Regions from separate parts of the Homo sapiens genome. Here region 1 is linked to region 2. Evidence: read pairs that join two places in POLR2A ChIA-PET (ENCODE). Cell type or tissue: Panc1. All regions are shown on one strand. Links, peaks and the distances in the headings refer to the core of each region. The heading gives the core; the rest is flanking DNA. Region 1 holds the start of LOC124904754 (a long non-coding RNA gene). Region 2 has its middle 3.1 kb from the start of C19orf84.

Region 1 (5,374 bases), core at 207-5,206, 340 kb after region 2:
ACAAGTCTTCACTCTGTGGCCCAGGCTGGAATGCAGTGGTGCAGTCACTGTTCACTGCAGCCTCAACCTCCCAGGCTCAAGCGATCCTCCCGCCTTAGCCTCCTGAGTAGCTGGAAATAAAGGCTGTGCCACTGTGCCCAGCTAATTTTATTATTTTTTGTAGAGACAGGAGCTCACTATATTGCCCAGGCTCACTATATATTGCCTATATTGTCTCAAACTCCTAGTCTCAAGCAATTCTCCCACCTCGACCTCCCAAAGCACTGGAATTACAGTTGTAAACCACCTCACCTGGCCCAAATACATATTTCTTTCTTTTTATTTTTTATTTTTTGAGACAGAGTCTTGCTGTGTCATCCCGGCTGGAGTGCAGTGGCGCAATCTCGGCTCACTGCAACCTCCACCTCCCAGGTTCAAGCGATTCTCCTGCCTCAGCCTCCCGAGTAGCCGGGATTACAGGCGTGTGTCACCACACCCAGCTAATTTTTGTACTTTTAGTAGAGACGGGGTTTCACCGTGTTGGCCAGGCTGGTCTCGAACTCCTGGCCTCAAGTGATCCGCCTGCCTTAGCCTCCCAAAGTGCTGGGATTAAAGGCATGAGCTACTGCGCCCGGCCCCAGATATATGTTTCTTATTGTCTTAGTCCCTTCTGGCTGCTCTATCAAAATACCCTAAGCTGGGTGGCTTATAAACAACAAAAATTTTATTTCTCACAGTTCTGAGGCTGGCAAGTCCAGGACCTGGGTACTGACAGATTTGGTGTCCGGTGAGAGTGGATTTTCTGATTCATAAATGGGGTCTTCTTGCTGTGTCCTCACATGGTGGTGGGGGCAGGGTCCTCTCTCTCGGGCTTCTTTTGCAAAAGCACCAATTGCATGCATGAGGGCTCCACCCTCATAACCTCATCACCTCCTAAACATGCTCCCTTCTAATAACATCTCCTTAGGGATTAGGATTTCAACAATGAAGTTTAGGGGACCCGAACACTTATTCCCTCACCGTTAGTTGCCTGTTCTTGGCGTGGAGCCATTTCATTCCTCTGAGCCTCTCTTTTTTCATCTGTAAAATGGGACTGTCTCAATTTGTCCTTCATAGGATAGCCCTGAAGATTAAGAGAGAGAGTCTGTCTGGCACATTAGAATATGAGGTGAGTTTAGCCGTTCCTGAAACAGCAGAGTTTGAAGGTCTCCAAGACTAACTCAGGTGGCAACAGGGGGATGCTTCCCTGGATACCCCACCCCTTCACCCTCCCTGGATACCCCACCTCTCCTCTGAGGAGTAAGCCAGGTTGGAGCTGGGAGGAGCCCACACTCTGTCATCAGACACCCCTGGGTTCCAAGGCAGGCAGGCTTGCGCAAGCCAACTCCTGGCTCTGAGCCTCCTTAGCCACCTGCAGACAAGGAGGACCCTTCCCCATGTTGATGCAGGTGAGTGGAACTCTGTTTGGTTCCTAGTCTTTCAAGCATGGGGTGAATAGACCCTCTTACCCGGGACATAGCAGAAAGCTCCAAACAGTTTGGTGAACAGCCAGACTGTGCAGCACAGAGAGTGTGTCATCAAAGGGGCACGCCTGTGGGCTCCAGATAGAGGACACAGAGCTGCAGAAGTCCGGCGGCCCCTTTCTGTGACCTGGGCTGCAGGCACCCACAGTCCAGAGGCTCAAAACCACAATGCCGTCATTCCCAGTGAATGCTGTAAGATGAAGAGGAAATAACGCTGCCGTGGTTTCCCATGAGGGGATTACTTAAGAGGATGTCCTAACCCCCAGAAGCTCTGACTGCAACCTTATTTGGAAAGAGGGGTTTTGCAAATGTCATAAAACTAAGAATTTCAAGATGAGCATATCCTAGATTTAAGGTCGGCCCCAAACGCCACGGCAGGTGTCCTTATAAGAGTGAGGCAGAGGGAGGTAGACACTAAACACAGAGAAGAAGGTGATGTAAAGACGGCGGCAGAGATTGCAGTGATGCACCCACAAGCCAAGTGTATTAGTTTTCTAAGGGTTCTGTAGTAACAAAATACATCTGTCCCTCAGTGTCCTTGGTTCCACATGTAGTGGGGTTGACGGGTGGCCCCCAAAAGATACATCTAAGTCCTAACCTGCAGAACCTATGGATGTGACCTTATTTGGATAAAGGGTTTTAAGAGCTTTTGCAGGTGTCATGAAGTTAAGGATTTTGATATGAGATCTGGCTTTTCAACACTGATACCATCCTGGCCAACACCCTTCTGGTCCTTGTGATAATTTCCATTTTCCAAATGTTGAGAGATAACACAGAGATGAAGGAAGCTGCCCCAAAGCACATGAGACACGGCCTCCGCCATCAGCTCTTGTCATCGTATGTTCAAGTGTTCTGCAAAACTGGTCCGTGGAGCCCAAAGCATCCACATCATCTGTGTGCATTTGCTAAACATGACGACTACTGGTCTTCACTGTCATTTATTCAGATTTTGTGAGCTCAGGGCTATGGAAATGATTTAAACAAATGTCCCAGGTAATTCTTACGTACAGTTTGAGAACCATCTGATTAGGAAAAAAAAAATGCCTCCCAAAGTGAAATAAGAAGACTGAATGCCTGTAATCCCAGCACTTTGGGAGGCCGAGGTGGGAGCCCCAGGGGGTTCGAGAGCAGCCTGGCAACACAGTGAGAACTTGTCACTACAAAAAATTTAAAAATTAGCTGGATGTGGTGGCATACGCTTATAGTTCCAGTTACATGAGGGGCTGAAGTGGGAGGATCACTTGAGCCCAGGAGATCGAGGCTGCAGTGAGCTATGATTGTACCACTGCACTCCAGCCTGGGTGACAGAGGGAGACCCTGTATCAAAAAGAAAAAGAAAGTGATGCAGAGACATAGGTGGAGATTGGAGTGATGTATCACAAGCTAAGTGTACTAGTTTTCTAAGACTTCTGTAATAAAAAAGTACAGCTGTCCCTCAGTATTCTCTGAAGGTTGCTTCCAAGACCCTGCGGATACTAAAATGCACAGATGAGTTCAAGACACTTACATAAGATTGTGTGGTATTTGCGCATAACCTATGCACATCCTCCCATATACTTTATTTTTATTTATTTATTTATTATTATTTGTTTGAGTTGGAGTCTTGCTCTGTCACCCAGGCTGGAGTGCAGTGGTGCAATCTCAGCTCTGCCCCCTGGGTTCAAGCGATTCTCCTGCCTCAGTCTCCTGAGAGGCTGGGATTACAGGCACCCTCCACTATGCCTGGCTATTTTTTGTATTTTTAGTAGAGACGGGGTTTTGCCATGTTGGCCAGGCTGGTCTCGAACTCCTGACCTCAAGTGATCTGCCTGCCTCGGCCTCCCAAAGTGCTCCCATATACTTTAAACCATCTCTAGCTTACTGATGATACCTAATACAATATAAATGATAGACAGTTCTTCTACTGTATTTTTAAAATTTGTATTTTTTATTACTTTTTTCAAATATTTTCTATTCGTGATTGGTTGAATCCTTACATGTAGAAACCACAAATATGAAGGGCCGGCTGTGACACAAACTCAGGGGATTAAACAACAGAAATTTACTGTCTCAAAGTTTTGCCAGCTAGAAGTCCAGAATCAGGATGTTCCAGCAGACTTGGTTTCTTCTGAGGGCTGTGAGGCAGAATCTATTCTATGCCTCTTGCCTAGATTCTGGTGATTTTTTTTTTCTTTCTTTGAGACAGGCTCTTTCTCTGCTGCCCAAGATGGAGTACAGTCAGCTCACTGCCCACTAACCTCTGAGCCAGTGAGCTGACCCAGCCCCAATCAGCTCTTTGCAACTTCTGCCTCTCAGGCTTTAGCCAACCTCCCATCTCAGCCTCCCAAATAGCTGGGACTACAGGCACAGGCCACCATGCTCAGCTATTTAAAAAAATTTTTTTTGTAGAGATGAGGTCTCATTACATTGCCAGGCTAGCCTTGAACTTCTGGGCTCAAGCAATCCTCCCCCATCAGCCTCCCAAGTAGCTGGGACTATAGGTGGGAGACACCTCACCTGGTTAGCTTGTTTTTTATTTTTATTAATTTATTTATTTTTGAGAGGAAGTCTCCCTCTGTAGCCCAGGCTGGAGTACAGTGGCGCAATCTCAGCTCACTGCAACCTCCGCCTCCTGGATTCAAGCAGTTCTCCTGCCTCAGCCTCCTGAGTAGCTGAGATTACAGGCACGCGCGGCCACACCCGGCTAATTTTTGTATTTTTAGTAGAGACGGGATTTCTCCATGTTGACCAGGCTGTTCTCGAACTCCTGACCTCTGTTGATCTGCCTGTCTCAGTGTCCCAAAGTGCTAGGATTACAGGCATAAGCCGCAGCGCCCTGCCTATTTTTATTTTTTAGACAGGGTCTTGGTCTGTCACCTGGGCTGGAGTACAGTGGTGTGATTGTAGCTTACCACAACTCAGAACTCCTGGGCTCAAGTGATCCTCCCGCCTCAGCCTCCCAAGTAGCTAGGACCATAGGTGTGCACCACCACACCCTGCTCACTTTTTAATGTTTTGTAAGGACAGGGTCTTGCTATGTTGCCCAGGTTGGCCTCAAACTCCTGGGCTCAAGCAATCCTCCTACTTCAGCGTCCCAAAGTGCGGAGATTACAGGCATGAGCCACTGCACTTGGCTGCTTCTGGTGCCTGACACTGACAATCTTTGGTGATTTGCTGACAGTCTGTGGTGTTCCTTGGCTTGTGGAAGCATCACTGCAACCTCTGCCTTCCTCATCACATGGCGTTCTTCCCGTGTGCGCACCTGCATCCGAATTTCCCTTTTTTCATAAGGACACCAGTCATGTTGGATTATGGGTCCACCCTAGTCCAGTATGACCTCACCTTAACTTAAACAATTACATCTGCCATGATCCAGTATCCAAATAAGGACACGTTCTGAGGGGCTGGGGGTTAGGACTTCAACATAGGAATGGAGGGTGGGGAGAGGACAAAATTACATCCCTAACACCAAGGAATGCTAAGGATGGCAGCCGCCACTGGGAGCTAGGAGAGAGGCGTGGAAGGGATTTTCCTCCAGAGCCTCCAAAAGGAGCCAACCCTGCCGCCACTTTAATTTCAGACTTCTGGCCTCCAGTACTGTGAGATAATCCATTTCTGTGGTTTGAAGCCACTTGGTTTGTGGTAATGAGTTACAGCACCCTAGCAAACTAACATGCCAGCCCAGTGCGGGGTACATGTGGAGCGTAAGATGAACAAGCTCCTCTCTGTGCCCTGGGGAGGCTCACAGGGACCATGCATGCTCTTCTAAGGTGCACGTGATCAGAGCAGATCACTGAGGGAGCGTTTCCGCTCCCCTAACCCCAGGTGCAGGGACTTCAGAGTAATTCCTACTAAATGACCCCTACCACTGTTGCTTGACAAAGGGAGGTGCG
Region 2 (5,374 bases), core at 214-5,213:
CCCCCTCCTCCCTCAGACCCGGAAGTCTAGGGTCCTAGCCACTCCTCCTTCAGACCCGGGAGTCCAGGCTCCAGCCCCTCCTTCTTCAGACCCCGTACTCTGGTTCCCCAGCCCCCTTCCTCTCTCAGATTCAGTAGTCCCGGGACCCCTGCCCCCTTCTCTCTCTCTCTCTGTCTTTCTCTCTCTTTATTCCTGCCATATCCTCAAGACAGATTCTTTAGGACTCAAGGGACGTTTTAGGTAGGGAAATGTGGACACTCCCTAGGGCAGAGGGCGTGGTAGATGGTCTGGAGGTCTTAGCCATTCTAGGCGCTGGGTTCTACTAGGTGCCGTGTCTCTAACTTGCTTTGTTACTTTAGGTGCTTCTACTCTCTATGCCCTAGTTTCTCCATCTGAGAAATGGGGCTAATATTACTGTCCAGGTTCTTGTGATATTACTTGTGTATTAGTAGACACAGAATCTGGACCACAATTAGGCTGAACACATGAGATTTACTTATTGTTATTGCTGGTGGTTGTGACAGTGTTTTGCTGAGAAGCAATCGTCATTATTACATGCATTCATTTAAGAAATATTCAATGCCTGCTATGATTTGGGCTCCAGGCTGCACACGGGACAGAATAGACATGGCCCCTACTCTCAGGAAACTTGCATGCTTGTAAGGGAGACAGACGAGACATACATAGCATATATTCTGTAAGAATATGTACCTGAAGATGTCAAATCAGGGCAAGAGGATATAGAGTCACCGAGGTAGGGAGATAGAGCAGATAACGTGGTTAGGGGCCTGGCCCGGTGGCTCACGCCTGTAATCCCAGCATTTTGGGAGGCCGAGGTGGACGGATCACTTGAGGTCAAGAGTTTGAGACCAGCCTGGCCAAGATGGTGAAACCCCATCTGTACTAAAAATACAAAAATTAGCTGGGCGTGGTGGCAGGCACCTGTAATCCCAGCTATTCGAGAGGCTGAGGCAGGAGAATCGCTTGAACCTGGGAGGCAGAGGTTGCAGTGAGCTGAGATCGTGCCGCTGCACTCCAGCCTGGGCAACAGAGTGAGACCCTGTCTCAAAAATAAATAAAATAAATAAATAAATAAATAAAAATACAAAAATTAGCCAGGCATGGTGGGGCATGCCTGTAGTCCCAGCTACTTGGGAGGCTGAGGCAGGAGAATCACTTGAGCCCAGGAGGCGGAGGCTGCAGTGAGCTGAGATGGCACCATTGCACTCTAGTCTGGGCTACAGAGTGAAACTTCATCTCAAAAAAAAAAAAAAAAAAAAAGAATAAAAAATTAAGTAGATAAGATGGTTAGAAAAGGCTGTTATGGGAAGGTACTGGAAGACTGGAAGTTGAATATTCCTGGGGAGGGAACAGCTTCTGAAAGTAAAACAAATGTAGTGATTCAGGGACTGGAAAATAATCAGCTAAGAGGAGTGGCATAGGTATTTATATTTTTAAATAAATGCTTTATGTTGCAATACTTTTTGCGTGTGTTTTTTTTGAGACAGGGTCCCCCTCTGTCACCCAGGCTGGAGTGCAGTGGTGTGATCATGGCTCACTGCAGCCTCAACCTCCTGGGCCCAAACCATCCTCCTACCTCAGCCTCCCAAGTAGCTGGGACCACAGGCACACACTACCACACGGGGTGCCTTATTTTGTAGAGACAGGGTCTCAGAATGTTGTCCAGGCTGGTCTCAAACTCCTGGGTTCAAGAGATCCTCCTGTTTTGGCCTCCCAAAGTACCAAGAGATTACAGTCATGAGCCACCATGCTTGGCCTGGAATACTTTTATACTTAGAGAAAAGTTACAAAGATAATACAGAGAGTTCTCATTTACTCCAGACAGGAGTTCCCCTAATGTTGCCATCTTACATTGTCATGTAATGTACATGGTACATTAGTCACAACTAAGAAACTGACAGGACTATTAGGTAAACTGCAGGCTTTATTTGGATTTTACCAGTTTTTACACTAATGTCCTTTGTTTCTGGTCCTGGATCCAATCTGGACTACCACATTGGATTTAGTCATCCTCTCTCGTTAGTCTTCTCTAATCTGCAGCACTCTCTAAGTCTTTCCTTGTTTTTCACAACCTTGAGAGTTGGGGGAGTTCTAAATTATTTTGTAAAATGAAGGTCTTTTTTTTTTTTTTGAGACAGGGTCTCCCTCTGTCACCTAGGCTGGAGTGCAGTGGTGCTATCTCAGTGCACTGCAACCTCCACCTCCCGGGTTCAAGCGATTCTCCTGCCTCAGCCCCCTGAGTAGCTGGGATTACAGGCGCCTGCCACCACGCCCCGCTAATTTTTGTATTTTTAGTAAAGATGGGGCTTTACTATGTTGGCAAGACTGGAGATCTATTTTAATGAATAATATGAACTAATTTAATCCACATTTTAAAAAATTATGTATTTATTTTAATAGAGAAGAGGTCTCTCTATGTTGGCCAGTTGGTGTTAAACTCCTGGCCTCAAGCAATCTTCCCACCTCGGCCTTCCAAAGTGCTAGGATTACAGGGTATTTTAAAATTTTTATTTATTTATTTATTTATTTATTTATTTATTTATTTATTTAAGACAGTCTTGTTCTGTCGCCCAGGCTGGAGTGCAATGGCACGATCTCCGCCCACTGCAACCTCCGCCTCCTGGGTTCGAGCGATTCTCCTGGCTCAGCCTCCCAAGTAGCTGGGATTACAGGCATGTGCCACCATGTCCATGTCCAGCTAATTTTTGTATTTTTAGTAGAGATGGGGTTTCCCCATGTTGGCCAGGCTGGTCTCGAACTCCTGGCCCCACGTAATCCTCCTACCTTGAGTGCTGGGATTACTGGGATAGGCCCCCGTGCCTGGCCCACAACATTGCATTTTAAGGAGGAGAAGTCCCAGGCAACAGGATCGCCCTATGCTGGACGATGTTAGTGGCACTGAGTGGCCGGAATAAGATTTTTGCCAAGAGATCTGGCTTGCTTTTCTTTCCTGGAGACTGATGAGAACCCAGATCTTCAGATTTCAAGTCTGGGTCTATCCATTCGGTTACTTTAAATCCCAGAGGCAGATGGCGCTCACTGCTCAAGTCTAGCGTCATGGGATTGTTCTAGCTTGTTCTTTTATTGCTTCTCCTATTACTAAGATCAGGATCTGACGCCATTTGGAAACCAGGGTCTGACCGCTTACCACGTACCTCGCCCTTTAAGGCTTTTTCTGTCCCGTCCCCCGTGCCCCTGCGGCGCTAGGAGACTGGAGGCGGGACCTTGTGTCGCTAAGGAAATGCCCTTTACTCAGCTTCCAAAATTGACAGGCTAGTTCTGAAAACTGGCCAACCAACTTCTGCTTAAGGGGAAGCGAGACTTCCGATTTGTAGGGGAACGCAGCGGCGATTGGTTAGAGTCCCGCCCACTTGTTAAGCGTCGCGAGCCACTATTCTCGGCTCTGATTGGCCAGAGAACTCGCGCCGCTTTTGAATCCCCACCCTGCGGACCCCGCGCGCCTCGCCTTCTCCCTCTGGTTGGCGAGCGCCTTTCTGCGCCTTCAGGCATTTTTGCTGAGGCTTTTGTCTGCGCATGTGCGGGTAGGTTCCGGTAGCATCCGGGAGACCCGGCCCAGGCCTGGAGATGCTGAGCGGAGCTTGGAGGGAGAGAGGGGACTGGGTTGTTGAGGGGAGAATCCCTCTCGGCATCTCCTTGGCCCACTGGGGAGCCCCATTGCCCCATCCACCGCTTAGAACCAGACCCTTCCTTTCACTCTCCACTCCCTATCCCTACCGGCTTTAGACCTTCAAAGTTCCAAGATTCGACCTTCGGGGTCTCCCCATTTCGTAGGGGCTTACAGATTTCCTAAAATCCCCCTCCTCCCCGAACCCCCTTCCGTCCCTGGAGATTCTGGGGTCCCTGCTCTTTCCCATTCATTCCACCCCATCTACTTGGGACCCTTCCAAGGGCAAGGGGGGCCTCTCAGTGCCTCTCCTACCCTCATGTCCTTTCTCCTCTTTTAGGTCCAGGAGGTCATCTTTGCCTCCCTTCCTTGAAATCTCCCCAGATTTAGAGGCCCTCACCCAGCTTCTCCCCTCTCAGCCCTGTCGAGGTGTCAAGGTTCGGGGATCACCTTTGTTGTTGTTATTGTCGAGGCGTCAAGGTTCGGGTGTCACCTTTGTTGTTGTGTGTTTTTTTTTTTTTGAAACTGAGTCTCGCTCTGTCGCCCAGGCTGGAGTGCAGTGATGCGATCTCGGCTCACTGCAACCTCCGCCTCCCGAGTTCAAGCGAGCCTCCTGCCTCAGCCTCCCGAGTAGCTGGGATTACAGGTGCCTGCCACCAGGACTGGCTAATTATTGTATTTTCAGTAGAGACGGGGTTTCACCACGTTGGCCAGGCTGGTCTCAAACTCCTGACCTCAAGTGATCCACCCGCCTTGGCCTCCCAAATTGCTGGGATTACAGGCGTGAACCACAGCGCCCGGCCTAAGCCCTAGCTGTTCATTGCCACAATGAGAGGAAGTACAGGAAGGTGTTGAGATCATGGGCGTGGAGTCCAACTGACATGCTTGACTGATGTCACATACTGCTCTGCCCCTGAAAAGCTGAGTCACCTTGGGTAATTTGCTTAGCCTCTCTGAGCTTCAGTTTCACTCGGGAGCTGGCCAAGAACACTTGTCTCAGAGTTGCTATGACATTCGAACATGGCAGTGTACGTAAAGGGCTCGGCATGGAGCTTGTTCTCATTAAGCCCCATGGCACGTGGGCATCTATGCTTTTTTTTTTTTTTTTTTTGTAGAAAAAAGTTTATTTGCTGGTTATTGTTTGATCCTTGAAATACAATTCCTCACTGGTGATACTAGTATAAAATGGTGGTTATGAATCCATGCTAGCCCAACGAAAACTAATTTAACAAATTGGTAAAAAAAAAAAAAGAAGTCGTTTTTGAATCTCTATTAAGATTTGAACTAATACATAAGCAAATCTGTGCTAAAACTGGAACTGCTGGGCCAGGCGCGGTGGCTCACGCCTGTAATCCCAGCACTTTGGAAGGCCAAGGTGGGTGGATCACGAGGTCAGGAGTTCGAGACCAGCCTCACCAACATGGTGAAACCCCGTCTCTACTAAAAATCAGCTACTGGGGAGGCTGAGGCAGGATAATCACTTGAACCCAAGAGGCGGAGGTTGCAGTGAGCTGAGATCGCGCCATTGCACTCCAGCCAGGGGGACAGAGCAAGACTCCATCTCAAAACAAAACAAAACAAAAAACTGGAACTGCCTTCTCACACTACATATAATTTGCCTTCCAGCTTCAACCATCTGATGTTGAAATCTAAAGCACTCTCATGAGTTAAATGTCCCTGACAAACCATGTAGATGGACAAACCAGATTGGTGGTCTTTAACTGCTGG

Evidence for each region. Peaks named below come from ENCODE experiments on the same cell type or tissue, not always from the same donor. Only the 100,000 strongest peaks of a DNase experiment are listed, where the experiment ranks them.
Region 1: POLR2A ChIA-PET joins it to region 2 with 12 read pairs; 2 of 35 experiments call an interaction of 5 or more read pairs at or near these places.

Annotation. Positions count from the first base shown.
Region 1 is chr19:51,734,576-51,739,949 of GRCh38, forward strand. LOC124904754 (a long non-coding RNA gene) reads right to left here and starts at 1,594. Exons shown (of 2, transcript XR_007067319.1): 1 at 1,488-1,594. In Panc1, for the core only: no CTCF peak of the experiment used is centred there; no DNase peak of the experiment used is centred there; H3K27me3 peaks cover 277 bases.
Region 2 is chr19:51,391,033-51,396,406 of GRCh38, forward strand. It overlaps the pseudogene NIFKP6. Among named protein-coding and RNA genes, the nearest start is that of C19orf84, 3.1 kb to the left of the region's middle. RefSeq lists enhancers at 2,830-3,426, 4,482-4,691 and silencers at 3,332-3,391, 3,402-3,541. In Panc1, for the core only: no CTCF peak of the experiment used is centred there; a DNase peak (open chromatin) is centred at 3,289; H3K4me3 peaks cover 1,514 bases; H3K27ac peaks cover 1,263 bases.